Regions from separate parts of the Mus musculus genome. Here all the other regions are linked to region 1. The links are chromatin loops, found by intact Hi-C in ENCODE. Cell type or tissue: heart. All regions are shown on one strand.

What was found. Hi-C counts contacts between places; a loop is a spot of excess contacts. Peaks named below come from ENCODE experiments on the same cell type or tissue, not always from the same donor. Only the 100,000 strongest peaks of a DNase experiment are listed, where the experiment ranks them.
Region 2: a loop joins it to region 1, with 3 times the contacts of the local background. A loop is called at or near these places in 2 of 42 quality-filtered maps.
Region 3: a loop joins it to region 1, with 4 times the contacts of the local background. A loop is called at or near these places in 3 of 42 quality-filtered maps.
Region 4: it touches region 1 in a loop (4-fold over the local background); 14 of 42 quality-filtered maps call a loop at or near these places.
Region 5: it touches region 1 in a loop (9-fold over the local background); 6 of 42 quality-filtered maps call a loop at or near these places.
Region 6: it touches region 1 in a loop (2.7-fold over the local background); 6 of 42 quality-filtered maps call a loop at or near these places.
Region 7: it touches region 1 in a loop (4-fold over the local background); 7 of 42 quality-filtered maps call a loop at or near these places.

The regions. Positions count from the first base shown.
Region 1 is chr9:13,825,595-13,829,594 of GRCm38, forward strand. It overlaps Cep57 (centrosomal protein 57), which reads right to left and starts at 1,513. Exons shown (of 11, transcript NM_026665.4): 1 at 1,262-1,513. The coding sequence starts at 1,306. It overlaps Fam76b (family with sequence similarity 76, member B), which reads left to right and starts at 2,122. Exons shown (of 10, transcript NM_176836.4): 1 at 2,122-2,467; 2 at 3,166-3,230. The coding sequence starts at 2,381. In heart, no CTCF peak of the experiment used is centred here; DNase peaks (open chromatin) are centred at 1,477 and 1,997; H3K4me3 peaks cover 3,869 bases; H3K27ac peaks cover 3,090 bases.
Region 2 is chr9:13,294,750-13,298,749 of GRCm38, forward strand. Maml2 (mastermind like transcriptional coactivator 2) reads left to right here and starts at 3,209. Exons shown (of 5, transcript NM_001013813.3): 1 at 3,209-3,812. The coding sequence starts at 3,315. In heart, CTCF peaks have their summits at 1,870, 3,356 and 3,577; DNase peaks (open chromatin) are centred at 1,892 and 3,332; H3K4me3 peaks cover 2,629 bases; H3K27ac peaks cover 2,594 bases.
Region 3 is chr9:14,273,582-14,277,581 of GRCm38, forward strand. Sesn3 (sestrin 3) reads left to right here and starts at 2,720. Exons shown (of 10, transcript NM_030261.4): 1 at 2,720-3,048. The coding sequence starts at 2,971. In heart, CTCF peaks have their summits at 1,532 and 2,443 (motif pointing right); DNase peaks (open chromatin) are centred at 1,640, 2,610, 3,250 and 3,530; H3K4me3 peaks cover 2,850 bases; H3K27ac peaks cover 2,880 bases.
Region 4 is chr9:13,229,933-13,233,932 of GRCm38, forward strand. No RefSeq gene overlaps it. Among named protein-coding and RNA genes, the nearest start is that of Jrkl, 14 kb to the right of the region's middle. In heart, a CTCF peak has its summit at 1,796 (motif pointing right); no DNase peak of the experiment used is centred here.
Region 5 is chr9:13,747,442-13,751,441 of GRCm38, forward strand. It overlaps Mtmr2 (myotubularin related protein 2), which reads left to right and starts at 1,738. Exons shown (of 15, transcript NM_023858.4): 1 at 1,738-1,959. The coding sequence starts at 1,880. It overlaps Gm39291 (a long non-coding RNA gene), which reads right to left and starts at 1,761. Exons shown (of 3, transcript XR_870544.2): 1 at 1,381-1,761. In heart, a CTCF peak has its summit at 1,836; a DNase peak (open chromatin) is centred at 1,690; H3K4me3 peaks cover 2,460 bases; H3K27ac peaks cover 1,917 bases.
Region 6 is chr9:14,782,963-14,786,962 of GRCm38, forward strand. It overlaps Ankrd49 (ankyrin repeat domain 49), which reads right to left and starts at 1,611. Exons shown (of 3, transcript NM_019683.4): 1 at 1,558-1,611. It overlaps Mre11a (MRE11A homolog A, double strand break repair nuclease), which reads left to right and starts at 1,692. Exons shown (of 20, transcript NM_018736.3): 1 at 1,692-1,795; 2 at 2,469-2,566; 3 at 3,916-4,000. The coding sequence starts at 2,547. In heart, no CTCF peak of the experiment used is centred here; a DNase peak (open chromatin) is centred at 1,639; H3K4me3 peaks cover 2,033 bases; H3K27ac peaks cover 1,739 bases.
Region 7 is chr9:14,498,143-14,502,142 of GRCm38, forward strand. It overlaps Kdm4d (lysine (K)-specific demethylase 4D), which reads right to left and starts at 2,340. Exons shown (of 2, transcript NM_173433.2): 1 at 1,966-2,340. Cwc15 (CWC15 spliceosome-associated protein) reads left to right here and starts at 2,477. Exons shown (of 7, transcript NM_023153.3): 1 at 2,477-2,639; 2 at 3,774-3,912. The coding sequence starts at 3,782. In heart, no CTCF peak of the experiment used is centred here; a DNase peak (open chromatin) is centred at 2,429; H3K4me3 peaks cover 2,188 bases; H3K27ac peaks cover 1,242 bases.

The sequences.
Region 1 (4,000 bases):
TAGTTTTTCCTTTATCTTTCATTTATCTGGCAAGGAACTAACTCCCAAATGCTTGCTCCAACTCTTCTCCTTAATCTCCTCTAGTTCTTTGGCAAAGGTATACCCCACTATTTGAAAAACTTGAAATATTCTGACCTTATCACAAATTCTAGTAGCCACAGAAAGTCCAAACTGCTGAGATTCCTAAGTGAGACTTTCTGAAGGTGTTGGTAATCTCTATGCCCTCTTCCTCATCAGCTGTTAAAATTACCCAGAAAATTTCCTGACATCCCTCATTATTCAATTTTCACCTGTTTTTCTAGTTCTTCTTTATCAACTCTACCTTTATATAATCTCTGCACATTCGAAATTACCCTCTGGTGTCCGGAAATTACCTATTGTCTTGTCACATACCTTAAAAAACTTGCAGTGCTTTCTTCTCTTAAATTCCTTCAACACGCAGCTAGCTTATCTTCCTTTCAAGATCCTATCTTCCCTAATACTGCTAATCAATCTCCCCCAGACGCCTCTGGTATCAAAACCTGCAGCGCAGTAATTATCTAATTAGTACAGTGCTTTGCTCCTTCTTCAGAGTGGGATTTCTATTCAATTCCTTCCTGTAACTTTAGGACCAACGGTCGGCTAAGTACAGGAACATTTCTAAAAAGAACTCCAGTTTTCTCACATTTAATTCTTATTTCTTCCTATTGGAGCGTTTTCCAAAAGACTGAGCGCCACAATCCACTCTTAAAACATCAGTGACTAACTAAACCCGCAGGCTTAATTTTCCCGATCGCTTCTCCAGAGCAACTTTTCCATACAGAGTCTAGTAATGGGAAGTGGGAATGCCCGGGCTCCGCCTGCAAGGGTCGCGCAACAAACAGAGAGGCACGGCAGCAAGGGCGAAAACGCACTCTGGGGACCACGGACGCCTCAGCGGCTGCCACTCTACAAACCTGCACACCTACCTGTTAGTGAGTTTCCGAGACGGGCCGTTACGCTCACGTGACCGACAGAGCTTTGTGTTAGCGGGCCTGAGAGTGCACCAGCCAGGCTCGGGACAACGCTCCAAAGCACCGGCTGAGAGGACAAGGGAACGCAGGGTGGAAAAGGAGGTGCTCCAGAAAACACAGTTGCAGCCTCCGGGAGTGGCACGCGGCCTCGGGCAGCCCGCCATCCTGCGGGACGAGGGCTGACGCCAGATCGCGGGCCCCCTGAAAAGTGAGGCAACCCGGAGAGCCGTACAGGCCCACCTGGAACCCACGCGATTGCCGCCCCTTACCGAAAACTGAGAATCAGAAGCCGCCGAGACCGAGGCTGCCGCCATCTTCCCACCTGCGCAACCCCAGACGCCGTCCTTGAGCTCCTCCTCCGGATTCGACAGCCGCCCGCCTGGGGCAAGCGGAATCCAAGTCCCCGATGGAAGGGGCGGGCGAGCTGCGAACCCTATAGGAGCCTCGGTCTCGCAAACCACAAGGACGCCACACTCAGCGCGCACGGGAAAGGCAACGCGTCTTGATAGACGCCTTCCAGTGACCAATCAGAAAAGAGGACAACTTCTGGTGGCAGGGAAGAGCCCGCCTCCTCTCTCGGTGACGTCACAAGGTAGCGCATCGCGGAGCCTGCGGGAACGGCAACGTCTGAGTTGACAGACGGCTCTGGGAGCGTCTGAAAAGGGATGGATTTTCTGGATGAGGAAGCAAAGGCTAGGGCTTCTGGAACCTTCAGCGCCTGCTGAGGCGGATGACGGAAGCTGAATAAAGGAGAATGGAAAGTTGACATACTCCATCAGCATCCCAGGAATAAACTCCAGAGAGCGTTGCTTCTCCATTTGATGTACTGACCTTTCGGCCAATGACAAACAGAAGTAGGAGGGGCTTAAGGATATGGTCCAATGGAAGCCAAGGACTGAAAAAAAGCGGCGTTTCGTGGACCCCCTGGCCAATGGGCTCAAGCGCACCAGCCAAACGACGACTGGCCGTGGCTTGTGGGCGGGATCTTTTCAAAGCGGATTTCGCGCTCTGAGAGCGGCGGCTTCCTATTGGTTGGTACTTTCTCTCTTTGTGGGCGCTCCCTGCCGAACCTAGGCCAGGGACTGGGCGGAGCTTTCTAGTGACGTAAGGCTCTCTGTAGCCAATCGTAGAGAGGGACGCGAGACCGAGGAGGAAGCGGAATCCACCGCCTAGCTCCCGCTTCGTCTCCCTCCGCCGCGGTCCGGGCCTAAACGGGAGCGGCGGGGCGGGCGGCAGTAGGTGTCCCGGGACGGCGGCGGAGGCGGAGGGAGACGCAGGGGACCCGGCAGTTACCGGGACTGGGCCACAGCAGCAGAAGAGCCCGCGGGCGGGGCAGCCGAGTTCCCGGAGGCCCCGCCTGAGCGCGCGCGGAGGAGCCGGAAAGCAGGATGGCGGCGTCGGCCTTGTACGCCTGCACCAAGTGCACGCAGCGCTACCCCTTCGAGGAGCTCTCGCAGGGCCAACAGCTCTGCAAGGTCGGTGGGCGCCGGTCGTTCAGCGCACCGCTCCCCGCCAGGGCCCGGGCATTATATGGGCGAGCCCCGTGTCGACCGCGTCCCGCCTGCTCGCAGGTTGGGCTAGCTCGGCCGCTTCTGGCGGTCTCGGGTGGGGCTGAGCCAAGCGGCCACCAGTCCTCCGTGTCGCAGAGATTGGGTGCAGACTCTCTCATCCCAGCTTTGGCAGGGACTGCCCTCTCCTTCCACTGGGAGGCAGGGCCCGTGTTTGCACTTTCTTGCTAGCAACCCGAAGCTGCAGAGCTGATGGCATTCTGCTTCCCTGTCCCGGAAAGCGAAGCGACTGGTTTAGGAACAGAGTGCTCTCTGATTTGGAGCTCCTCCCATCCCATAAAAGCCGGGATGCTGTCTGTGAGCAATTGTACAAAATAACTAGTAGTTTCACATGTAAACCACCCCTGGAAGTCAGTCCTGACAGCTTCCTTAGTTTCTCTCTGTTCCATATACCCCCTCCGCACCCCCCCCCTCCACTAAGGACAAAAATATCCCCATGGAATTATACTCTGCCTGACGGCTGATGTGATAAGTCACCCAGTTGTTTACGTTGCCAGCCAGGTTTTATTGACATTTCAGGCACTTGACTAAGTCGATTAATTTCTACCAAAGAGTGAGATTGGGTCTCTGAAATAAATACTGACTTATGTATTATCTTATTACAGGAATGTCGGATTGCACATCCTATTGTAAAATGTACTTACTGCAGATCAGAATTTCAGCAGGAGAGGTTTGTATACTGAGCAGTCTTTCATTGTTACAAATTCGTATAAGGAATAATTAGGGGTTGTAATATTTGTGTTAAAGTGCTTTGAAAAACTGATTTGTTTTTGAAATTTAAAATTTAGAGCTACTATGTACAGTATGAGAGAAGACATTTAACTAAAGAAATTCTGGTTTTACATGTGAAAATAAGGGATAAAATTGATAGATGGAAAATGTACACTTCTGCCAACAGTCAAAATATAAGCAATTACTTTTAAACTTTTTTTTTTTAAATGGGAAACTGCTAATTAACCTGAGGAAAGAGCTACAGTGTTACTAACTGCCTTGGAAGACTGAAGTCACTGCCTTAAGCAGTGTGATTAGCACAGATGTTTTTAACAGGAAATCCCTCTTTTAGAGGACACAGAGTAAGCTCAAGAGAACAAGTCCTTTTATTACTGAGTATGTGGACATGACAGTGGAGACTGTGGACTGGGGAGTGCGGTGGGCCCTGATGCTGAGGATGTGCAGTCATGGTGGTGAGGGAGCATTAGAGCCAGAGGGAAGGCATTAGAGCTTCCGCTTTATCTTCTTTATAGAAAATATGCACTGAGCTGGGTGCCTATAAGCATAGTGTTTGGAGGTGGAGGCAGGAGAATTACTACTTAGAGACTAACCTGGGCATATGTCCTGAGACCTGTAGGCACTGTGTAATACATAAATTATATATGGAAAATTTGTCTTTAATAAAACTAAATTTACAGAAAACTATTCTAAAATTAGTACTGTTTTTGA
Region 2 (4,000 bases), 530 kb before region 1:
TCAAAATTACAAAGTGGTAGAGGTTGAAGAGATAACCCAGCAGTTAAAAGCACTTGCAATGTGAGCTTATTACCTGAATCTAACCCCTGAAGCCCAGGTAAAAGTAGAAGGCTAGAACCTAACTCCACAGTGCTGTCCTCAGGTCACATACACAACTGCACTCAGATATCTTAAAAGAAAACACACACACACACACACACACACACTAGAGTTTATTCCACAGTGTATACATTAATTGAAACAATAGGCCATACCCTAAAACCCTGAACAATTTTATGTCAATTAAATTTTATTTCAATTTAGCAAATTTATTATTCTAGTTTATAATTTATATTCCTAGGAGTAAGAGTAGTTTGTTTGACCAAGTCCTCAACACTGTTAAGACCTGTATTGTCGCAGGCTATTGAGTGAGCACTGTTTTACATTTAAATACTGCAGAGTTGTCTTTTACTGGTTATGGTTGCTAAATATGACAGAAGTAGAAGTTAGTAGAAGTTGCTGCCTACTGAACACTGCTTTCAAAAATGAAATATACGATAGTCAAAAAGCCTTCACTTTTGAATAATTCCTGATGACTCTGTTTCTATTTTTCTTCTCTAACAAATATGGCTCCTTTCTCCACGTGAATGGAGAGGAACTTGGCCTTGAAGAACACAGAGAGAAGGATGTTTCAGAAAAAAAAGGCTAATGTTGTACAGACTGGAGTAGTTGATTCAAAAACAATCCGAGATATTGCAGAATGGAATTATTTAAACAGAGCTAACATGATAGATTAGGGGAAATTTGGGATTAAAGATATTCAACTGGTTAAATCTAAGTCAATAACCCCAAATCCAAAACCCCTGAAATCTGAAATACTTTGAATTCCAAGCATTTTGGATGAGACAAACCCTGTCCTGTCTGAGTGTGCCTGTCTCCATTTCCAACTTAACATCCTGGGGCTTGTGAAAGTGGGCTAAAGTTGGCCAGCCCCCGGGAGATGGAACTGTGGATGAATCCAGGCTTGAGATACATTATTTTTATTTGCTTCTACCCATAGTTCACGTTTGAAGCAGGATCATACTGCTGAAATTCTAGAGTCGCTTAAGTAAATGAAGCTTTGTGTCTGGAAACGTCAGATCCAAATGACTTATAAACTACAGCACTTGAGTTTTTGGTGGTTCTGGCTTCTAATACTATGCCCATCTTAATTTATTCCCTGTAATCGATAAGTACACACTGATTTGTCCAATCTACTTGAGTATTTTACAAGCCACACTATATGAAGATAAGAAATCAAAACCTTTTTTTTTTTGTTGTTATGAATGTTCTTGAAATCATGTGGCATATTATATTTGCCAAGCAGACAGCTACTGACAATACACCTTGTATTTGGTGAATTTTCAAAGGAAAACGATTTTTTTCCTTTCTCAAGATAAGGACAATATCAGCCTCATAAAACGTTTATTTATCCGTGATGATTTATTTGCTCATCAGCTCAAGCCTGTTGCCCAAACTCACTGACTTCCACCAATGGGTCCCCGTAGGAGACAGTGGTGGGCTTCCCTCTCTGCACCTCACAGCACTCACTCACCAACTTCCTCACTGTGCTAATGAGCTTTTCCTCCGTGCTCACCCAGCTCTTGTTGGGGGTGCTCAGTGGTGTCGTTACAGCTTATTGAAAACCGAAAATCATGTCCTCAGGAGGGCTGACTGCGGGCCTGGAAGGGGAAAATACAGTGCCTGTCTGGGAGTTTCTTCAGCATTGAGAGATGCTCAAACCCTTAGGAGGAGACTGGGGAATTTCCCCAGTCTTCCCCCCCATCGCAGCACCCAGGCAGAGGCTGAGCCTAGAGTTGGCGGTAGAGAGATGCCTCTTCAGCCACTGGGAGGCCTCTGCACTCCGTTCCCCGGCGCCTGGCTGCGATTACTCACTGGAGCAGCGGCACCAGCCTTCCACCAGGGAGCCCGAGCTCCCGCCCTCCTCCCCCATCTGCAGCCTGCTGGCTCCCTCTCTCTCTCTGTCTCACTCTCTCTCTCCCTCTCTCTCTCTTTCTCTCCCTCTCGTATCGCAGCACAATGAAAGCCTGTGTTTCGCCGTGAGTCCGAGGAGCGGGAGTCGGTGTCAGGAAAGCGCTCGGAACAGACCTGAAAGAGAAAGGAAAATACAAGCGACTTTTTTCTTCTCTCCCCCCCCCCCACCCGCCCCATCTATAAAGCGAAGCATTACAAGAGATAGAGCCACATTGCCTTTGGGAGTCCAGACCCTCTGAGCCACTGGCCGGGCATGGAATATACAAAACTGGACAGAAAAGTGGCTGGACATGACTCGGTGCAATTTGCTGGAAGTTTGTAAGTTTGACCATCGTTTGTAAATTACTCTCAGAAGACTTTGTCTGTCTTGATACTGTATTAGAATAGAAGTGGGGAGGGGGAGAGGAATAAAAACGTAAGTGGGAAAGGGGGAAATGTGTTGAAGGAGCTCAGTAGCCAGCCACTTCAGACTGCTTTCATTTAAGACTAAGAAACCTAAGAGGGAATCGGGACTTTTGCCGGTGATTGGATTAGCTTGAAGAAAAGAGCATGGTTCTGAAGTCCAATTACTGACGTTGTTAAGACTGAAAAGCTGTCTTCTTTGGGGAGAGGACTACATCCTTCTGTCCCCCCACCCCGAGGAGAAAACACCAACACCGGAGGGAGAGGAAGGGACGGAGAAACCAACATAGTCTTCTCTGATTTCGCACAGTTTGAACATGACTTCGGGAGCCTTGGGAAACAGTCCTGTTGTTTGTTTTTTAACCTGAGGAAAAGTGAAGGCTGCCGGTTCCACAGCCCCCAGGAGAAATGTGTTTCTCTGCAGAAATACCCCTATAAATAATTTCCCGAAGCAGCTAGGTGAGGGGGAGCCCGGATCTCTAGTAATGACTCTATTGATTCCTTTTGCTACGTGCTTCTGCCTCTTCCTTGACAATCCCTGAATTCTTGAACTGTCCCCTAGACTTTGTGTTTACAAAGTACCTAGAGGCTCTTGTCAGCCTGGTGGGGGAGAAAAAAAAATCTACCAACTCCGTCCAACTTCTCCTGAGCTGTCAAATGCAATTAGAGTAAGTTGATCAGGGTTTGTTTCCAACTTCCTCTCTCCAATTGGTTTCTAATCTTTCTCCCCTCCCTCTTGTTACTCGCTCCCCTCCCCCACACCCTCTTCACTGTCTCCCCACCCTCTGGAGACCTCTATTCATGTGCCCTGAACACTGAAACCAGCTTTGCCTGCAATAGCCAGCACCAGCCTCTTGCACCTCACCATCCCAGAGGCAGTAATCATTGTGTCCAACAAGATGGGGGACACAGCGCCCCCGCAGGCCCCCGCAGGAGGGTTGGGAGGGGCTTCTGGGGCGGGGCTCCTTGGAGGGGGCTCAGTCACCCCGAGAGTGCACAGTGCTATTGTGGAACGCCTGCGGGCTCGCATTGCTGTCTGCCGACAGCACCACCTGAGCTGTGAAGGACGCTATGAACGTGGTAGGGCTGAGAGCTCAGACCGAGAGAGGGAGAGCACCATGCAGCTTCTCAGCCTGGTGCAGCATGGTCAGGGGGCAAGGAAGGCTAGCAAACATGCTAAGGCTACAGTCGCGACTGCCACTACCACAGCTCCTCCACCGCCCCCTACTGCCCCTCCTGTGGCCTCCCAAGCGGCAGCCACGGCCCCACCACCTCCACCAGACTATCACCATCACCATCAGCAGCACCGGCTGACCAGTAATGATAACGGTGGGATAAACCGAGAGCAGCCGCCAGCTTCGACCCCGGGGGACCAGCGGAACTCAGCCCTGCTTGCGGTAAGGCACCTGTTTTTCTCCTATGATTCTGGCTGTAGTCATGTGGCCTTTTGCGAAAGTGGTGGCTGTCTTGGCCTCGAATGGAATGGATGGCCATGAAGAAGCCAAGATACCAGTCCCTCAAAAGTTGCTGGGTATGTGTGTGTCGTTGTAAGCTCTCATTCTTAAAGCTACCCGTGCTCATTGTC
Region 3 (4,000 bases), 450 kb after region 1:
GTAAGAGTGAGGCCAGCCATAGTGAATTCCAGGACAGCAAGAGCTACTTAGTAAGACCCCATCTCAGAGAGAGAGGGGGGTGGGTGGGAGGAGGGAGAGGCCCAGCCAAGAATATAGATTAAGAAACTCAGCAAAGAAAGGACCCGATATAGCTGTCTCTTATGCCGGGGCCTAGCAAACACAGAAGTGGATGCTCACAGTCAGCTATTGGTTGGATCACAAGGACCCCAATGGAGGAGCTAGAGAAAGTATCCAAGGAGCTAAAGAGATCTGCAACCCTATAGGTGGAACAACAATATGAACTAACCAGTACCCCCTGGAGCTCGTGTCTCTAGCTGCATATGTATCAGAAGATGGCCTAGTCGGCCATCAGTGGAAAGAGAGGCCCATTGGTCTTGCAAATTTATATGCCTCAGTACAGGGGAACGCCAGGGCCAAGAAGTGTGTGTGTGTGGAGGTGGGGGTGGGGGGGAGGGTATGGGGGACTTTTGGGGTAGCATTGGGAATGTAAATGAAGAAAATGCCTAATTAAAATAATAATAATAAAAAAAAGAAACTCCGGAAAAATGGGAACACATATGTGTTTCAATTTTCAGGAAAACAAACAAACAAACAAAAAAAACCCAAACCAACCCAACAAAAATGTCTTGCTGACTTTCTGCCTAGGTTTCTTGGTTCTCTGCAATGAAAGGCACACAGTATTTTCTTCCTTCATTGAGTTTTCTTAGTTTTACCGTTTCTTTTCTTTTCTTTTCTTTTTCTTTTTTTTTTTTTTTTTTTTTTTTGGACAGGGTTTCTCTGTATAGCCCTGTCTGTCCTGGAACTCACTTTGTAGACCAGGCTGGCCTTGAACTCACAAATCCGCCTGCCTCTGCCTCCCGAGTGCTGGGATTAAAGGCGTGCGCCACCATGCCAAGCAACTTTTACCATTTCTTTTAACTGAATTTTTAGCAACCTACCCAAATCACTGCTGTTCTAGACTATGGAGGTCTACCCAGCATCAGACCACACTTTGCTATCACTAGCTAAATGGACCTTCACCTAACCATATCACCTAGATAGACCCTTGAGGTTGTTCAGTCTGTTTAAACCTGTGCGGGCAGATTTTCATCTCCTTTGTTCTTTGTGTAGGCTTGTTTAAGGTGTAGGTCTCTAAAGAGATGGAGTGGAGACAGATGTTGAGTATGGAAGAGATTGGTAGTTTGAACAACAGTTTGGTCTAATGGCTTTGTTATGCTAACCGTGCAGGCTTCTCCAACAGCGCCTTCCCGATTTTACATCATAGTACACAAAATTCCTAACACAGGGTAGTATGTTAAATTAAAAACAATACAAGAAAAACAATACAAGTAAACCAGTGGGTCGGTTCTTTAAAACCATCTCCACAGATACATTCTACAAATTGCAGGCCTTCACAATTCCTGACACACTCGAGACCTTTAGAAAACGAGAAGCCGAGAATACAGATTAGGTTCTCAAGAGCGAAAACAGGTGATGTCATAGCACGCAGTGCGGTGTGGTCACCGCCAAGGCCGGCTGGGGAACTGCAGTTCTTGGGAGCTTGGTGCTCTGCGCCAGTAGCAGAAGCACCCTATCATGGGCTCCACGACACCGGTGAGCACCCTGAGCCAATCAGGTGCTCGCTTTGCACCGCCTTTGTTCTCACTGGGGAGCAGGCAGCCAGAGTCTGGTCTGCAGTCCGGGGTTGGTGTTTGGCCCCTCGGAGTACCTGGCTCTCTCACTCGCCTGGGTTGGGCATCTGGCCAGCCGGAGCTTTCCTCAGTGACTTATGCCTTCTGTCTCCAGAACATAGAAGCTAAACCCTGACTCACCGTTGTCAGTTTTGAGAGAGGAAGGTCCAGTCCAATCGTTTTAAATGGCAATTCGTACTCAAAACCTTCCATCACAGGCAGGGATTGTGCTCTGCAAGTTTCTAACCAGAGGCCTCCCACAGGATTTGTGTGTGTGTGTGTGTGTGTGTGTGTGTGTGTGTGTGTGTGTGTGTATCAATCTCTGACTTGTTCATGATAAACGAACTTTCTTTGCTGTGAGAACGATCGTCGGAGAGAGGGAAAAACCCCTAAACCAAAGATGTGTCTCCGGGTCTCCAACTCCAATAGCTGTGTAGACTTCTAACTCTACAGCCGTAGGTAGTTGGTCTTTCGTACCAGATTTACAGAGTGCATAAAGAACATAAAGTTCTTTGAGATCTGTGGGAGCAAAGTGCTGCAAGACCGCAGTCTTCCTCACAGCTATTAGATTTAGATCCATGGAGAGAAAGCTGAATCTCTGCCCCGGAGGAAGGAACGTTCTAGCGTCCACCCGGCCCACTCCCGAGAGATCAGGAAATGTTTAGCTAGGTCTCAGATCCTCTAGCGAGCTCTAGCTTCCAGCTATTTAATCTCACTCTCCATTCTGCACGGTTTTTGCAGAGAGGCGTGGCTTGTCCTGAGGGTGGCGCTAGAGTTCCTGATAATTTGCATACACCACACCTCCATTTCTCATTGGTAGATTGGAGTCCCTCCCACCCCACTACCTAACTAACCCAGGGTCACTCTTCAGCATCGAGCCTCGGAGATAAACTTAACTTGCCCGGAGATTCGTGTTGCTCTCGCCTCCCGCGATTGGCCGGAGCCACTCATTGGATGCGGGTGCAGAAGGGGGCGTTGCCGGTGCCGTCTGGTTGGCGGGAGGGGGCGGTGCCCAGCGCGGCTGCCCTGAAGGCGGCGGGCCTCGGGGGCGGGGCCGCACTGAGAAGCTGAGACGGCCGCGGCTGCTCGTCCTGGCTGGCGGGGCGGGGGTCTGGCGATGGGGGCGGGAGGAACAACGGGTCGCTGAGTGCCGCGGCTGCCGTCCCCGCCGAGCTCGCGCGGGCAGCCGCTGCGCCGTCGCTGCCGCCCGACCCCCTGAGAAGAGAACGTTGAAGCAGCCCTTCGCTAGCGGCCGCGGTGACAGCCCGGCTCCGGCGCGATGAACCGCGGTGGCAGCAGCGCGTCGGCCTCGGCCAACTACCTGCTCTGCACCAACTGCCGGAAAGTGCTGCGGAAGGTACGGCGCGGCCGCGTCCGGCGGCGAGGCGCTCCCCACGGTCCGGGTCCGGGCGGCGCTTGCGGGGGAGGGGGGACGAGAGGCAAAGTGTCCCCCCGCGGGTCCCTGCGCCCGGCCCCTGGGCTGCCGCCGGGTCTGCCCCGAGGCTGAAGGGATGCTGGGATGCTGGGAGGAACCGGCTCGGCTGGGGATGGAGGCTGGCCTGAAATCACAGCAACCAGTTTGGTCTGCAGGAGACTGGCTGCCTCTCCCCGGTGGCTGACTCTGGGGGGGTGTTTTCTTCGACTGGGTCGCTTCTGCCAGGCCTACGGTGCCTTGGCACCGCCTCTTGACATTCTCTTGGTGGGTCCCGAAAGGCACCATGAAGGCATCTTGAACTTTATACCCATAGGAAATGCTGTTCGATCTTCCAGCGCTTTCAGCTTGGGTTGGTGGAGGTGGAGGCTGAAGACGACTTGGGTTCGCCCTCCTTATCATCCCCCACCGCGATGTCGATCGAGAAAATCCGACCCAGGATTGGCTTATTGCTTTCCAGAGTGACTGATAGAAAGTTTACTCCAGTATTGTTTAGCTTACTTGGCTTAATCGCCCCGTGGGGGATGGGGATGCAGGGAGAGAAAGGATGACAAAATGTCCCTGTAGACGCAGAAGAGGTTTTAATAAGATCTGAATAGCCTCCTTGACTAATATAATCTGTTTCTTTTTTACACTCTTATTTTTACATTGCATGAAATGAAATCATTAGGTGAGGTGTTTCTGTTTGTCCAGCACCAATGAATTAAAATTGCTGAGCTGTGCATATTTGAGAGCTAAGATGAATATGGTGCCGTTTTTGTCAATTTTCCTATCTACAGTCAATTTAGGATTGCTCTTTATGTCCTAGGAAAAACAAGCAAGCACATAAATAAGCAAGCTCAAATATTTGCGCTCTTTGTCCAAAAACTGTTTTTCT
Region 4 (4,000 bases), 600 kb before region 1:
TAGCTCTGAGAGGAGAGATATGGTAGGAACATCCCATTTAGAGCTGTGTGTTCCAAGGTCCCTCTACTGTGTGTGTGAGAGAGGGGGTGGAGTGGGGAGAGAGACAGAGAGACAAAGACAGTCAGTCAGACAGTCAGACAGACAGACAGACAGACAGAGTAATATCTGGCTGTATCTCTGTATTTGTTACCATAGCAGAGTGTCATTAAGAGTCACTTTATCATGAGCTTTGGTTGTTGTTTGGTTTTATGACAGTAGGATTTAGTTTTACCCTAGGTCTCTGGGCTATCTAGTGTCTGGTTTTTGGTCACCCATGCAGTGTCAGGTATAAAATCCATCACATGGAGTGGGTCTTGAATCAAATCAGATATTGGTTGGTTATTCCTAGAAGTTTTGTGTCACTATTGCCCCAGCATATTTTTCAGAAAGGATAGATTGTAGACCAAGTATTTTATGGCTAGGTTGGTATTTGTGTTTTATCTTTTGGTAGCCTGCAGAATTGGGTAGGTACTCCTTATTAGAAAATAGGAACTATATTTTCATGTTTAAAGGGGGAAAAGGCTGCCTGTCTTTGAAGAAAGTTATGAAACCTAAGTAGGTGAAGTACTGGAAATATAACTGCAGGTGTTGGAGTTTTTCAGTATCTGTGCCCACAGTTTATGGCAAGTTTCCCAATGAAGTGGAACCTCCTGGTTTTATGACCTGTTTCTAGAAAAAAACTCAGCATTGCCAGTTTAACAAAACAAAGGAAGCAGAAAAAATACATCGAACAGAGACTCCCCTGGTGTTGACTTTCTTCCAGGGGTCAGGGCAGGGGTCACGAGACTGGAAACGGGGCAGCATTGGAATGCCAGAGCACCATTGTTCCTCTGACTGGAGTCATGTAGCCTTAACTGGCTACTGTAATCTGCTCTTTGCTGTGGGGTTTCTGGACAGTCTTCTCTTTCTGCTGCTCCTCTTCATTGTTTACGTTTCCTGCAGGTGTGAGCTACATGTTGAATACATCCCTCCAGACCACTATCCTTACTTTGTTCGATCCTCCCCACTGTCCCTTTCTCCCTCCAGATGGTTCCACTGAACATCTATGCATAAATTAAGTATATGCATGTATTAAATGCATACACTATGTCAAAGTCACCCAAACAGCACCTTATTTTTAGTATAACTTCTGTATGTACACATACACCTCAACCTTGAGTTTAGTCACTTGGTGCCTAGGGGCTGGGGATGCTTGTTTTACTTACTTGGTGACAAAGCTCGGGCAGCTCACAAAGCAAAGCTTCATATGGTAAAGAAACAAACCAATGGCTTAAAATCATAAGAAATATGGAACAAAGAGCACATTTGCATTCTTAAGAAATTGTCCTTTAGAGCTCTTATACCCCACCTAGACAGTCAGAAAAAGCTCAGAGTGACAGGGTTGCCAACGTTAGCAATGGTTAGATGGTAACTCATGTCTATGCTTTTAATTGTATGGAAAAGTGCAAAGAGTGACAGAGAGGGTCTAATTTACAGAATGAGCCTTGGACTTCAAATATACATTTGAGGAAAAGCAAGTGCAAATATCATTCATCTTTGAGTCCTCTACTAAGCTAAATATCACACGGGCTCCTTTCTAATGGAACTCCCGTGCAAGAACTTCAACACAAATTTTACATGCAATGTGTTAAGAAACTGCAAGTTTAATTTGCTGAGTTACTGCATGCTTTTGTTCCCACAATCATTGTATTTTTACATTTAAATACAGCTCATTATTTTTTTTTTACGGCAGGCAATGTTCTAATCAACCACAAGATGGCAATCACAGTCCATTTACCATGCTTGGGAGCAGCTGCGTGGCTCTGGGTGGCTCAAAACCTCCAGAATTGTTATCTGGATTTTCTTTGTCAAAAATTAAGACTTCAAGATCACCCATGCTTCCAAATGAAGTTCAACTCAAAACTGTCAATAAGACAAAATTTCAACAAGAAACAGCAACAAAGATATCCATTTTTAAGCTTCTGTGATTTTCTGCAAGGTATGCACACTTGTCTTTTTTAGTGGGGGAAGGGACATTCAGGTATGTAATTGCAGGTCTTCTGTATGGGGATTCTGAGAGTCTCAACATCTGTCACTCCTACAAAGCTGTGTTTCCTTCACAAATACAGCCTAAGGAGTCGGAGGGTCCACTTATGCGTTCTAATTAACACTTCAATATCTCTATCCCTTCTGTTCTTTCTTTTTTTTTTTTTTCTTGTGCTACTTTTCCATACTGAAAAAAAAAAAAAAAACCCTAAAGAATATCACCTTTCACAGAAGATGTAAATTGCCTATAAAGACTTACTACTGCCTTCTTCAAGCATGTGATGTTCATTTTGGAATTCAGCACTCAAGGAGGTCTTACAAACATTAGAAATGACTGCTAAAATACAAAGAAAAAAATCCCATTTATTTTTCAACCGTTTCCTCCAGGGAGCTATGTTAAACTCCACAGGCTGTGTGCAAGCCACTATTTATTTAGTTCTTGATAGTGCATTGTTCTCCAGAAGTCATTGAGTTTTCTCATCCTCAGGCATCCCCAAAGAGGGCAAGGAGCTGGCGAAGCTTAGGTGTCAGTGGGGGAGAGGACTCACTGTCGTCTGCAGTTCTACCCCACTGCATAAGATACATGTTCTTATTGTTTCCATACATGGTCTGACTAGTTCCAGGTTTGTACTTTACTGACTATATCTTCCTATCGAAAGGGGGCTAGGATTTTGTCCTAGGGTTTCATTGCTGTGAAGAGACAATATGACCATAGTCAGTTTTATAACTGGGGCTGGCTTACAGCTTCAGAGATTCAGCCCATATCATCATGGTTGGAAGACTGCCATCTTCTTTCTATAAACTCATTTGATGTTATCAGAAATCTTCCTATATTCTCCCTTAAGGGACTTGCTTTTCTGACCCCACCTTTGGTTCTTTAGCACTTATCAAATTTATATACCAACCATGGTCTCACAGTACTGAGATGCTGATCTGTCTGCTGCTGGTGTCTTCAAAGTCAACTAAAGCCTACATGTTCATGCTGCATTTAGCAGGGACAGTTGTTGTCATAACTATAAAATAGTCCTCGAACTAATGTTCAGAATCCTAGTTACATGTGGGTTTAAAGTGTGTTAATACTATTCTGTTTTAATTATGTGAAAGAAAAATTGGTCTACAAAAGAAAAAATGAAAAGGCTTGTACATACTGGGGCAGGAAGAAATCAAACTCCCTTTGTTCATGAATGACATGGCAGGTTTAGTAGGAGATTTTAAAGAATCGATTAAAAAGTAACAACTATTAGAAGTTGTGCTTGATTTGGTAATAGTAGGCTTCAAGACACAAGTCAATATTCAAATTTTAATTATTTTCACATATTCCAGAAATGAGTGATTGGGGTTTAAATACAGAAACACACCACTTACAGTAGTACTAAAGAAAGAAAGACAATACCAGAAAATAAACCTGGGGGTTGGGAAATAGATCAGGAACAGCGTGTAGCACCATGGGCCCATCTGTTGCATCGTGAAAATAAAAATAAACCTAACAAACTATGTGCAAGACCATAGAGTACAAAGAACCACAATATAAAAATCCAAGGCTCTAAACAGAAGAGAGACGGGTAAGTAAAGTGCCCACTCTCCCCCAACTGGATATTGGGTCTCAGGATTTCAGCTGTGAGTTGTACACATTTCTATAATCCTGTAACCTCTGGGGAGGTTAGGGCAGGAAGACTGCTAGTGAAAGGGCACATAAGATGACAGAACATGACACCATCTCAAAGTAGGGAGCATGCAAAACTTACAGGCTAGGGTGTATATCCAGCTTTCTTGTTTCTTTATACAAAGCCCCGATTTAATGTTGTATCAAAGGAAGCCATTAGTCTCATTCCTATATTTTCTATTCTGATACCTTGCAAATTATCTTGTATTTCCCAAAGATGGCTGCATTAAGAAACCTGGGAATTAAAAAACAAAACAAAACAAAACAAAACAA
Region 5 (4,000 bases), 78 kb before region 1:
ACAGAATCAGGATTGCAATGCAGACTTTTCTGGTTGCAACCCCTCTCCATTTGATACTGTTCCATAATAACTAGAGAGGGTCATGCACAAGTTATATTACCAGGAAGCCAGGTTTGTAATAACCAATACAGTGCTAGAAATGGGTCTTTCATTTAAGGGTTCATTCTTCTTCAACATTCATAGTTGGGAAGACACAAGTTGAAGTGTTAGGCGATCATTAGCATTTAAAAAGTCTGATAGAGAAAGAGAAGCAATAGATGCATTCTATCGTGAATCTTACAGATATTTGTGTTTGTCAAAGTGTTTCATTTCACTATTTATTTTCCTGGGCTATCAGAGAGGTGCAATTAAAATCTCTTGAAAAATTTCAGAGATGAAAATAATTGCTTATCATTTATCCTGGTCACCTGGAGATGAACAGATTTTTCTATCACGTGTTCCCAGCTCTGCTTTTCTGTTTTATCACAGGCTCAAAAAACAATGGAGCCAAGTGACCATGGACTGGAATCTTTGAAACCATCAGCCAAAATAAATCTTTCATTGGGAATACTGTAAAGGAAAGCTAGTACACAAATTATTTCCTTGGTTCTATAAATTATGATTGTGTTTTAAAACCAAGTTTTAAATTAAATCTAGTTTGTAAGAACACAATTATATTTATCCTAGCAGGATTTTTTTAAAAGTTTCTTTTATTTACAGAAATAATCTTTGTGTTTTTGCTTTCCAGACGTGTGAGGTGTTTAAGGCAGAGTCACAATTAGAGAAATTCCTCCAGTACTTTCCTTCCTGTGTCCTGAGTAACAGAAAGTCACGGGTATTAACATTCCCTCTTTACCCAGTTTCTGTTCCTTTATCACATTCCATCTCCACACTCCCTTCCTGCTTTGTAAGGGAATATGAAGCAGCACACCGGAGGTAAGTCTGTTCTCCATGTTACATCATGACATTCAGTAGTGTTTTTGTCTAATTCTTTTTGTGATTTTAGCAGCTTCTCCCTCATTCTCACTTCAATACTTACTATGCCTTATAGGTTGGTGTCAATGTGCTTATCAGCTACAGACACACTTTCAAGCCACTTTAACCCATACTTTTGTCACTGGAGGCCTGAAAATTCAACTCCATTCTCACTTTCCTTTGTATAACGCTGTTCAGAGATGGAAATTTCCCTTCCCCTCCCCATTCAGGGTAGCTGTTACTATCTTTCTCCTACAAACCACTTGTTAGTGGTCTGTCATCCTTTAGTTTTCTTTCATTAACAGTTACCATTTATTAAGTTTGTTAGGTTGTTTATATATTGACTACTGTCTGAGTGCTTAAGCAGGCATTGCTTTAGGCGTTTTATATTTATCAATAGTTATTCTGTGAGGTTAATATACTTACACAGAAGGAAGCAGATGTAAATGCAAGGTAACTGGAGGCCGTGGGATCAGTCTGCTTAGCTTCACTGTTACCGTTACAAAATGGGTTCTCACATCACGTATGATCTCACATCACTACTTCTAACCTCACCCTTAAATACCTCACCCCCTCATCCCACAGGCCGCCCACATTCCTCTCATTTTCCTCGAGTCCACCTCTCCCAAGCCGTCACATCTTGTGTTTTCTCTGACATACTAGTGTCCTCTTCCTTCTGGAGATTTTCCTGTTAGCTGACTCTCACTGGGCGGCCAGGCGCATGCGCATCGCTCCGCTTTGTAGCGCCACGGGGCCCGACTCCCGACAGCCCCCGCGCGCAGTGCAGGCTGGGGGAACATGGCCGCTTCCGGTCTCGGAGCCTGCCTGGCGCGGGGCTGACCGCGGCTGCGGCCCCGTGCGCTCCTCCCTCTGCATCTCGCGCCGGCGGCCGCGGAGGGCGCAGCGGCCTCCAGTTTCTCGCGCCATGGAGAAGAGCTCCAGCTGCGAGAGTCTCGGCGCGCAGCTCCCGGCGGCAAGGCTGCCCAGCGAGGACTCACTGTCCAGGTGAGGCCGGGCGTATGGGGACGGAGGCCGGGAGCAAGTGTAGATGGAGACGCCAGGGCGTGCGGGAAGAGAGACTGAGGCTGCTCCTGCGGGAGGGAGGCCGGGGCATGCGGAGGAGAGACCTGGGCCTAGAGAGGCTGGACCCCGAAGAGGGCAAAAGCCGCGGGCATCCCGTGGGTATGGAGAGCCCAGCAGAGCAGTGCTTGCTTCCTCCTCTGGGCCTTTGGTGCGAGAAGTGAAAATACAGTTTCTTTATGGCCACTGCCCCTCTAATTCCCGCTCATTTTCCGGTCCTAGATTTTGCTCCAGTTGTGTTTAAGGACGCAGCGTTTTTTACTTTATCAGGAGTTCAGTTGTCAAGGGCGTGACATTTTCATTCTTGTGCTCTAATCACAGTTTGGGGACCAGCCCATTACCAGACAAGAGGCTTTAGAGGACACTGAGACAAGCGTGCTTAGATTTGAAATGGAGAGGGGACGAAGCCTTCAGAGTCAGCTTCTCAGCTTAAACATCAGTGACATTACCATCACAATATACATTATATGTGGTGTCTGTTTGGAGCATTCTTCAATTAACTGTAGATAACAGCTTTATTATAGAACTTGTCAGTTTAAATTTTAAGCTTAATGTAGGCAGACAGCCACAGATGAATCGAATGTACAGGCAAGGTAGACTGTTATTTCCACTTACTGTGTTAAGTGTTTATCTAAATTATTTCAAGTTTTGTTTTGTTTGTCTACAAAGTACTACAAGCAAGTATTAATGTTTGATTATGATAGCTCAGCTTTTTTCTGCCCGGTCACTCCAAAGTTGTTTGTTTGTTTACAGATGCTCAAATAAATTATCTTATTTGCTTTCATACATTCTACAAAATCATCTTTAATATTTCTCAATGTATCACACAATTTCTTTCACCCAGTAGATTGATAAACGTATTACTATTTAAAAGTGTCTTTGTGTGTGTGTACTTGCATGAGTTCATGTGTACCACAGGCATGGAGGAGTCCAGGAGGTGAGATTCCCTTAAACTGGAGGACAGGTCGGTGTGACCCTCCTGTGGATGCTGGGAACTGAACCCTGGTCCTCTGTCAAAGTAGCAAGTGCTCTCAACTGCTGAGCCATCTCTTCAGCTCTCACTTAAATTACTGTTGAGTTTAGCTATGAGAATTATTTCTACTTGTTGGAGAGTGGAGATTATCTCAGTTTAGGAAAAACTCCAAGTTTATAACTGAAGTTGATAAAGCCCTAATGGTCTCAAATGCTTCTATTATGAGATGAATTTAGTTGAAATACTGTGTTTGAATAATTATTTTCTGGGAGTAACATAAATATGAAAGTAAACATAACTCATTTCAGGGTCCCTTTTTAAGGTTATACACAGTGTTAGAGTTGGAGGAATGGCTTGGGAAGTATAGCTTCTACTAAAAGTGTGGTTTGATGGATTACATGAGAGTCATTTTAGAGATGTTGGTTTAACTTTGCCTTCTGTGTCATATAGATCTGATTTTTTGGCTTGAAAAGACCATTTATTTTTTCTGTATACAACGTTCAGAAATTTCTAATCAACTGTGGTGCACACTGATGGGTGACTCTTGCTTGGCATTGCCCTGTTGAGGCAGTTCCTGGGTACTCGGTACACATATGGCTCCCCTTTGCTAGGTAACATCCTGGTCATCCTGCTGTTTCTATTGTATTTTGTTGGTCTGTCTCTGACTCTTTGTTTAAGTTGGACTCTGGAATATAAATATAAATAAGTACTTACTGTAGGCCAGTTGTGAGGGCTCGGCTAGACCTGCCCTTCAGTGGTGGCGATATTACTACCTACATCTAGTTTCCATCTTCCAGGCTCCCATTAAGCTTCCAGCAACCCCAAGCTCATCCTCAGCTTCCTTGGATGTGAACCCACCTGGCACCCTGTGTGCTCTTTATTGATAGCATTTTGTTTTCTTTCCTGTTTTGGGCATAGCCCTGTCTTTATTGAGCTTGTTAAGGCCTCTTTTTTTTTTTTTTTTTCTTTTGATTACTTTGACTCCTATTTTCT
Region 6 (4,000 bases), 960 kb after region 1:
CTGAAAACACAAACACAACAGTTGTTAGCACAGCAGTAACTAGATATTATTAACAGCACGGATACAACCTTACAAACAAGCCAGATAAATTCTATGTCATAAGGCTTTGGTGTTTTCTCATATCCATTAAGTTTACTAAATATAAGATTTCAGAGATTTCTGCTATCTATGATCATTTATAGTCTTTACCTTTTAGAAATGCTTTCTTCTACTAAGTAAATGGCTACAACTATCTTAATTTTAATCTATTAATTTAGGTATGTTAAAACTGATGGAGTCCTGACAGTGAGTACACAGGAGGACCATAGTTCACCCAGTCCTAAAAGATTAGTCTTCTGATAAACTGCCATATTAATTTATACACTGACATCAACTTCAAGAGTTACCTAGCACATAAGCCTTAAAGAAAATGAGAAGTTACTTTGAAAACCATCAATCTTTTAACCATATTTGTTGAATTTGGCAGTTTTTTGTTGCTATTGTTAGTGTTACCACTTCTTTCTGTTGACCCAATTAGAATCTAATGTTTATTATTTCAGGTGCTATGTCTTATATTGTTTTGCTATTAAGCTTTTAAGGATAGGCCATCTTTAACACAGATTATTATGCCATTTGTATGTAACCTGCATTAAGAACTATTTGTATCATTAAACTTAAGACCTATCATTTAATCTTGCTCTGAATGGCCTCTAAGAGGAACTTAGTTATACACACTCCTCATAGATTTGTTCTACTTAATTTCAAGTTTAATATTCCATTGTCCAATTAAGCTTCATCACTAGTGACAAGAGTATCAGAATCATGACCAATGACTTCTTAGGGCCTATAAACTCCATTAAGGGATTTGTTAAGGTTTTGGCAGCATTGTGTTTTTCTTTTTTCTTTTTTAAAAGAACTATCAGAACTATTTTCTTAACATTTTCAATATTTCCTTTCACTTCAAACTCATTTTTTAAAAAGCTACTATACACCAATTCATTAAGCGCTTAACAGATGTCACTAACCAAAATATGGCACAGATCGCAGCCCCCCTTCCCACACCTGAAAACTCCTTCATATTAATTCTTAACTTATTGTCTTGGTATGCTTAATTAAAAAATCAAACCCAAATGTATCTCGACTCTGGGTATAAAGCTCGATGCATACTATTATGGAGGAATAGGATGCATTTCCTAATTTAAAGGGAACCCTCCATTTTGAGAGAGATAGCAACTGTTCCAGTTCTCATCTCATTGGGTGGAGCCCCCCATTTCAGAGGCCTGCGCTCGGGTACTGACAGATCACTGTCGCTGCGGTACACGGGCCCTTCTGAGGTCCTGAGGGGGTCTGCTCTAACTCAAGGCTCCAAATCATTTCTACTGCACTTTCTTCAAGGTTCTCTGAAAACACAAAACCGAGGCTTCTGGGGCGATCGTCAGGGGAAGCAGGGAAGAAAGGTCTTTGGTCTAGCAGGCGAGGCCTTCCGAATCGCAAAGCGAAGACTCTGCCACGATGCTACCTGCGAGGTGGCCGGCCGCCCACAGCCGCCCGCCCCACCGCTCCGGACACGCGCCTCACCTTTCACAGAGAGAACCTCACCGAGAACTTCCTTTCCGGGTTCGCCCCTTCGCTGCTCAGGATTGGCTCCTGTGAGGTGACGGAGCCATTCTGTAGCCAATGAGAATCTAGACATTCTGTGATGTCACGTCATCAATGGATCTCGCGAGAAGTACGGATGCCGCTCTCCCGCGCCTAATTCAGGTTTCTGGGAGCGGTTTTCTTGTGGTTCTGGAGACTCCCGCCCCCTTTTCCTGAGGTAGAGATGGCTTGTGGCCTCCCTGGTCGACTCTGACAAGTCCATGTTGGGTAACTTAGGCTTTGCTACGGTCTTGTAGCGTGCGGGTCCGGGGCGAACGGAAGCCCCGAGTGCGTGGGGCCGTTAGGGAAGACGGGCCGGGTGGGCATGGAGGGATGCGGGCTCTGCGTTCCGCCTCGGAGTCCGCCTCGGAGTCCCGCGGGTGGGAGGTCTCCTGTAGTGGCAGCGCCGCCTTCGCCGAGCTGGGGATGCGAGGTGTTCCACTTAGACCATGTGTTGGTTATTTATTCTGTCTTTAAATGTGGGCTGCCCCATAAAACCCATGTTAGTGTTAAGAGTATGGGGTGGCCTCTGATTCAAAGTCCTGCGCGGAGCAGCTTAAATTATGCACGTAGAAAGTTACGTTTCATTTTTCCTGTCCAGGGGTTTACTACACACCAATCTCATGAAGAAGATAGTAGAGAAATAGTAGTGATAGTGCAATTAGGACTTCACTTCAGGATGTGGCTTTCTGTTCTTAGGTCATGAAACAATTATAGTAAGTGTTGAAGACGTACATAGGACTTTCTCAAAATCACTAGCGCTTGTTCAAAAAGTCTACCCTGCAACTGAGCTCATGTTAGTGAAATATGTGCAACCTTTATAATATGTGCATTTTGGTATTTATTTTTAGAGTTTGGATTCGAGTGGTTTTTCTGACATACCTGAACACTTGGAGAGGAACCTGGTACAGAGGAACTCTACTATAAAAATGAGCCCCACAGATCCACTGTAAGCCTGACATATTAATTGTGATGACCTTACGAGAAAAGTGATATTTTAATATAAACAGCAACAGAATTTAATAATGGATAGAGTATCCCCCAAAACGTCTGTCATGCATAATTAAAAGCACATACTTATGCTTATTAGCAATAAATAAATAAATAATGAGGTGGAGCAATAGATGAATGTGTTGCAGTAATTACATGGCCATGCAGGGAGGCTCATGCTCTCTGGCTTTGTCTTAGTCTCGAGTCTATAAATAGTCCTTTAGAGTAAGTTACCCTAGTTGAAGTGAATTTGAACAAAATGGAAAGAAATAAAAGGACTATAGAAGTCAGGTGGCAGAAGAAAATCCTTGAACACGAGTGGTGTCTTCCACTCTGGTTTCAAGTTCTTGGTCAAAATTAGCTGTTTAATGTTAGGAAGATCAGCAGTTCTCTGGCTTGCCTGGTTTTATTTTCATTTGCATAACTAGACTAATAATACTCCTTTCCAGTTAATTTTGAGGTCTGAATGAGAGTGGAAGGGTACAGCTGTGGGAGCTGAGAAGTTTGTGGGTTACCCAGGGCTTCGTGCATACAATTGTGGATGTTTCTGATCTGTGGAGTTATATACAAAAGTGAACTAACTATACGAGTGAAAATAGCCTAACTTTTACTGCCTTAGTCTTGTTTCTGCAACTGGTTGTGTGATGAACGAGTTACTATCTCTGTGTCTGGCCTTATTTTTTAGAGATAGTGACCATGCTTGCCTCTTTCTCTGCAGGGACTGAGATATAAAGAACTAAACTTAATGCTAAGTATAAATGGGTGTTAATAATTCTTAAGCTGCTGATTTACCTGAAAGTACCTTTGTTTGGGTTTAAAGAATTCTGTTCTGTTATTTGGCCACATTTATTGTTGAAAACTATGTAAACAGCAGAGTCAGGCAGACGCCATCAGGGATTGGAATGTAAGCAACTAGTATATTAGTATAAAATCTATTCTTACACTCAGAGGAAGACTATTAAATAACTTTCCTGGAAAAGTGTACAGTCAGATACTTAACAAGAGAGCAAACAAAGCCTTTTGGATTTTTGTGGAGCTATCTAGGGAACAGACCTGACTACATAAAGCTGGTTATATGAAGCTTATAAATTTCAGAGCAGACGGAACACTTCCAGTGTCACTCACAGTGGCTCTGTGTTGAACTTGTGATTAGAAAGCTGTGATGCTAACGATCTGTTGAGTACTGCAGACTTTCATGCTGAGGCTATAAACAGGATTTTGCGTTACAGTTTTGTTATTGCTTATCTTCTGCTTGTTTGAATATCTTTTTAATGGATTGCATTGAATTGTGTTCTCTTCTTTATACAGTGACGATGAAGACACATTTAAAATCCTGGTTGCCACTGATATTCATCTTGGATTTATGGAGAAAGATGCAGTTAGAGGAAATGAT
Region 7 (4,000 bases), 670 kb after region 1:
AGTAAATCCAGTCTACTCTTTATTCACTGTCAGCTCTGTTCCTCTGCGAACCTTAGCTAATACAGACATCTCCCCAACTTCATTTCTTTGTCTTAAGTGCTTTCACTGTTTAAGTCAAAAGCTTTATGGTATCATTTTATTATTTACAGGTACTTAAAAGTTAGGGGTTTTTTTATTTGTTTGTTTTGTTTTGCCTGTCTCATTAACACTTCCAGACTATTTTAATCAAATGCTTTTACTTTTGTGAACTAACTTTTTAATGCTAAACTGTAATGGCATCATCAAGTGTTAATTAATTAATAATTCAAAGTCAAATGGACTGTGGTGACTTATTGAGTTGATAAAGTCAGCTGGAATATAAAAAGTAAGCATTTCCTGTCACCATCTTGCCACTGCAATTTCATTCCTGTATTTATAACATGTTAGTCATTCACTTAACTAGTATTTACTCAAGCTCTGTCATGTATGGTGTACTGCTCTATATGTAGAGGCCACTAGTGAAGAGAGGCAGGGTTCCTGCTTTACTGGAATTTAGGTTCTAAGGTTAGTCAGACCGTAATAGTATTAGTAACAGCCAAATCTGACTCAACAAAGTCACTTGCTGAGATAGTTCTAAGCACTTTACAAAGTGATGTAATTACCATGGTAACAATAAAAATAAATCACCCTTACTTTTTGCACAAGGGATGGAAGATAGGAGAGGAAAGATAATTTGCCCAACTGTGCATAGCTAAGGAGGGCAGAACTGGGGTTAGAACCAAGAGAGCCTCATAGAAAATAGATACTTAGTCTCAATACTTTGCCTCTGACCACAAAGAAAAAAAGTGCATGAGGTAATATAAACAAAGAGTAAACCCAACTAGAGTTCAGCATTATGGAAATATAGAACTGGGTGCCATAAAGACACTTTTGCAAGGGAGGAAGTGGGGACCAGTAGAGATGTCAGGGGAAACCTCACAGAGGAAGCAGCACTAAGCTATGCCCTGAAGAACCGAGTTACAGGTGTCTTGGAGGCAGAGGTGAAGAACACAGTCCCAAGTCTTTAAAAACAGATGAATGCATGCCTGAACTTAAGTTGAAAGCCAGCCTGGGCTGCACTGTAAGAGCTTGGCTCAAAACTCAAATGAAACAATGGAATCCTGCCTTGTTGAAAGAAACAGAAATGTCCAGTTGAGTGTATCTTGAGTGTGGTGTGCCTGTGACTAAAGGCAGGCAGGAGGCAGACTGTGTAAGTAAAAGCAAGAGGCTGTTTTATCCTAAGTGTCAAAACCACTACCTGGTAATCTGAAAAAATCACTCTGTTTGTGCAAAACTAGGAAAGTCCCTATGAAAGCAATTACAAATCAAGAGGAAATGACAGTGGCCTGAAGGAGTGTGGTGACAAGCAAAGGAACTTCAGGGTAATTTTCACAATACTGGACAAGAGTGGCAGGTGAACAGGATGTGACGAGGGAAGGAAGAGGGTCTCCATCTTTGGGTTTGAGTCACTAATGTGAAAGCGGTGTCCTTTGTGTGAGGCTCAGGGCAAAAATATGAAGCTTTCACCTTCTACTTGGGGAGCGGGCACATTCGGGAGGGAGTGGGTTCTTTTCTAATTCTCTTTCTTCATTTAAAAGTTCCAAAGGAAGGACAGAAAAGAACGGAAATGTTCAATTTTAGGAGACCCTTCCACTTGAGATAAACTGGAGAACAGAATCCTCTTTACCGAGCATCGGCCGTCCCCAAGATCTCAATGATGGGGCACAAGACAACGTTGGCGAAGCCATCTTAATCCCATCTCGTGCTCCTCCTGGCAGTTAGGCCCACTGCTCCATAAATTGTCACTATCGTAAACGCTCACAAGCATCTCCCCTCACGCTACAACGCTTAATGCATATAGCTATATATCTATATATTTATATATCTTAACAAGCAATGCGACTATAACCCTTGCCTTCAAGGCTAGTGGTTTCGCAGGAATGGTACCTTTGGAAAGCTCGTGGCTGCCCCCGTACTTATTTGCGCCTTCTTCATATCCACTTAAGTGACAACTCTAGTCCCTAGGCTGCGGGGTCTACTGAGGAGCAGGAGCCGTTGGGTCGGTCAGTTGGCAAGCTCTCCTCACATCTCTCTTGCGAGACGCGGACCGGCTCCTGGCGCCTCCGTCCTCGCAGAACCGCAGCGAACGAGTCTGGGAGGGGGTCGGGAAAGGAAAAGACGCAAGAGAGATTAAGTAATTGGTTCGCAAAGGAAAAAAGATGATATTTGGGGTCGACTATGAAGCACCGGTTTCAAACGCCCGCCCCCTAAGCTGCCTTGGCTCCGCCCCTAGGCAACGTCATTCCATCTTTTTCCCGTGTCTTTGCTGATTGGTCACTGCGTCAGCCTGTGAGAGACGGTTTAAAAAAAAAAAAAAAAAAAACACACACACAACTCCGGAATTGCTTCCGGGTGTGGAGTTCGCATCTTCTCCACAGCCATTGGAAGTGCGAAGGTTTTGCTTCCGGGTCTCAACCGAGCCCCTGGTGTAAAAACTGGAAGCTCTGCATTTTGTTTCCGGTCTTGGGCCTGGCGCCCCCGGCGCCGAGATTTCTGGGAGCTAAGGGTCGCATTGGTTCATGAGTGAGTTTCGGAAGGTGCTGCGTAGGACCCCCGCCAGAGTGAGCAGCCGGGCATGGTGGTTTGTGGTTCTTGTGTGGGTGGCACCGGGGAGCCGAGTCGCCGCCGCAGCCCGTGACGATCGTACAGGCCGCGGTGCAGGGATGGTGGTCCGGAGCTGAAGCCGAGCCCGGGGCGGTCACCGGTGCAGCGCCTCAGACACTGAGAAAAGCAAAGGAGGGTGGGATGGGGAGAAACTCCCACTTCACACACGATCTGTGTGAGCAGCTGCTTAAGCTAACGGAGATTTAGTAGCCCTGCAGTTAGGCTGCAATTCTTATTTGACAGCTAAAAATGGCAAAGGTTCTCTTGTAGCCTAGGCTAGCTTCGAACTCCCGATTCTTTTGCTTTCACCTCCCAAGCTCTGGAATCACAGGAGTACCCCCATCATACCCAGTTCAGGATGGGTTCTTGATACTTGGTTGGGTGGAGTTCCGATTTTCTGAGCATCGCGGAAGTTACAGCCTTGATAAATGTTGTGGTAACTGCTTTAGAAGAAAATTGAGTCAACAAGATTCTGGGGTAATGGTTGCCCATGTAAATGTCACTGGGGACTTTAAACAAATTTTAACATAATAAGTTTGACTGTGACTTTAAAAGAAATTTGTTTTTTATTGGGTTCTTTGCTGTAGTGTGAGGTTTCTGGTAGAACAGCAAATCTTGGCCGGACAGTTACATTGTGAGATCCTATAATTAAAAAAAAAAAAAAAAAAGAATAAATTTTTTTTAAAAAAGAATAAAATAAAATCTCAGAGAAGCTAGTGCTAGTGGGATAACATTTTTTTAAGTCATTTATTTTAAAAGCTACACTACACTGTTGTGCAAGATCTGACATCATGTATGGGAATCTCATAATACTATAGAAATGTCGGCATTCCACAAATGACAGAAACGAGCTAGAAGACTTGCCCAGGGCTACCCAGCCAGAACAGAAGCACTAACTCAGATCTTCATAGTAGTTATTTATACTGAATAAGAGTTGCCTAGTAAACACCCTGAGTTTCATAATTCGGATTTTTAGGAACTTGTGTTGAAGCAAACTAAGCAATTTTGGGGAGTTTGAGAAGGATTTAAGAATAGATATTTTTGAGTTATCTGTAAAATGAAAGTATAACTTAAATTCACTTTTGCCGAAGACTAAAAGATGACAACAGCAGCCAGGCCAACTTTTGAACCTGCAAGAGGTGGGAGAGGAAAAGGAGAAGGGGATTTGAGCCAGCTCTCCAAGCAGTATTCAAGCAGAGATCTTCCCTCTCATACAAAGATAAAGTACAGGTAAGAAGGCCTTCATTTGTCTTGTTCACAGAATGGGACCAAGCCTCTCTCTATATATATGTATGTATATATATGACTTATGGTCATG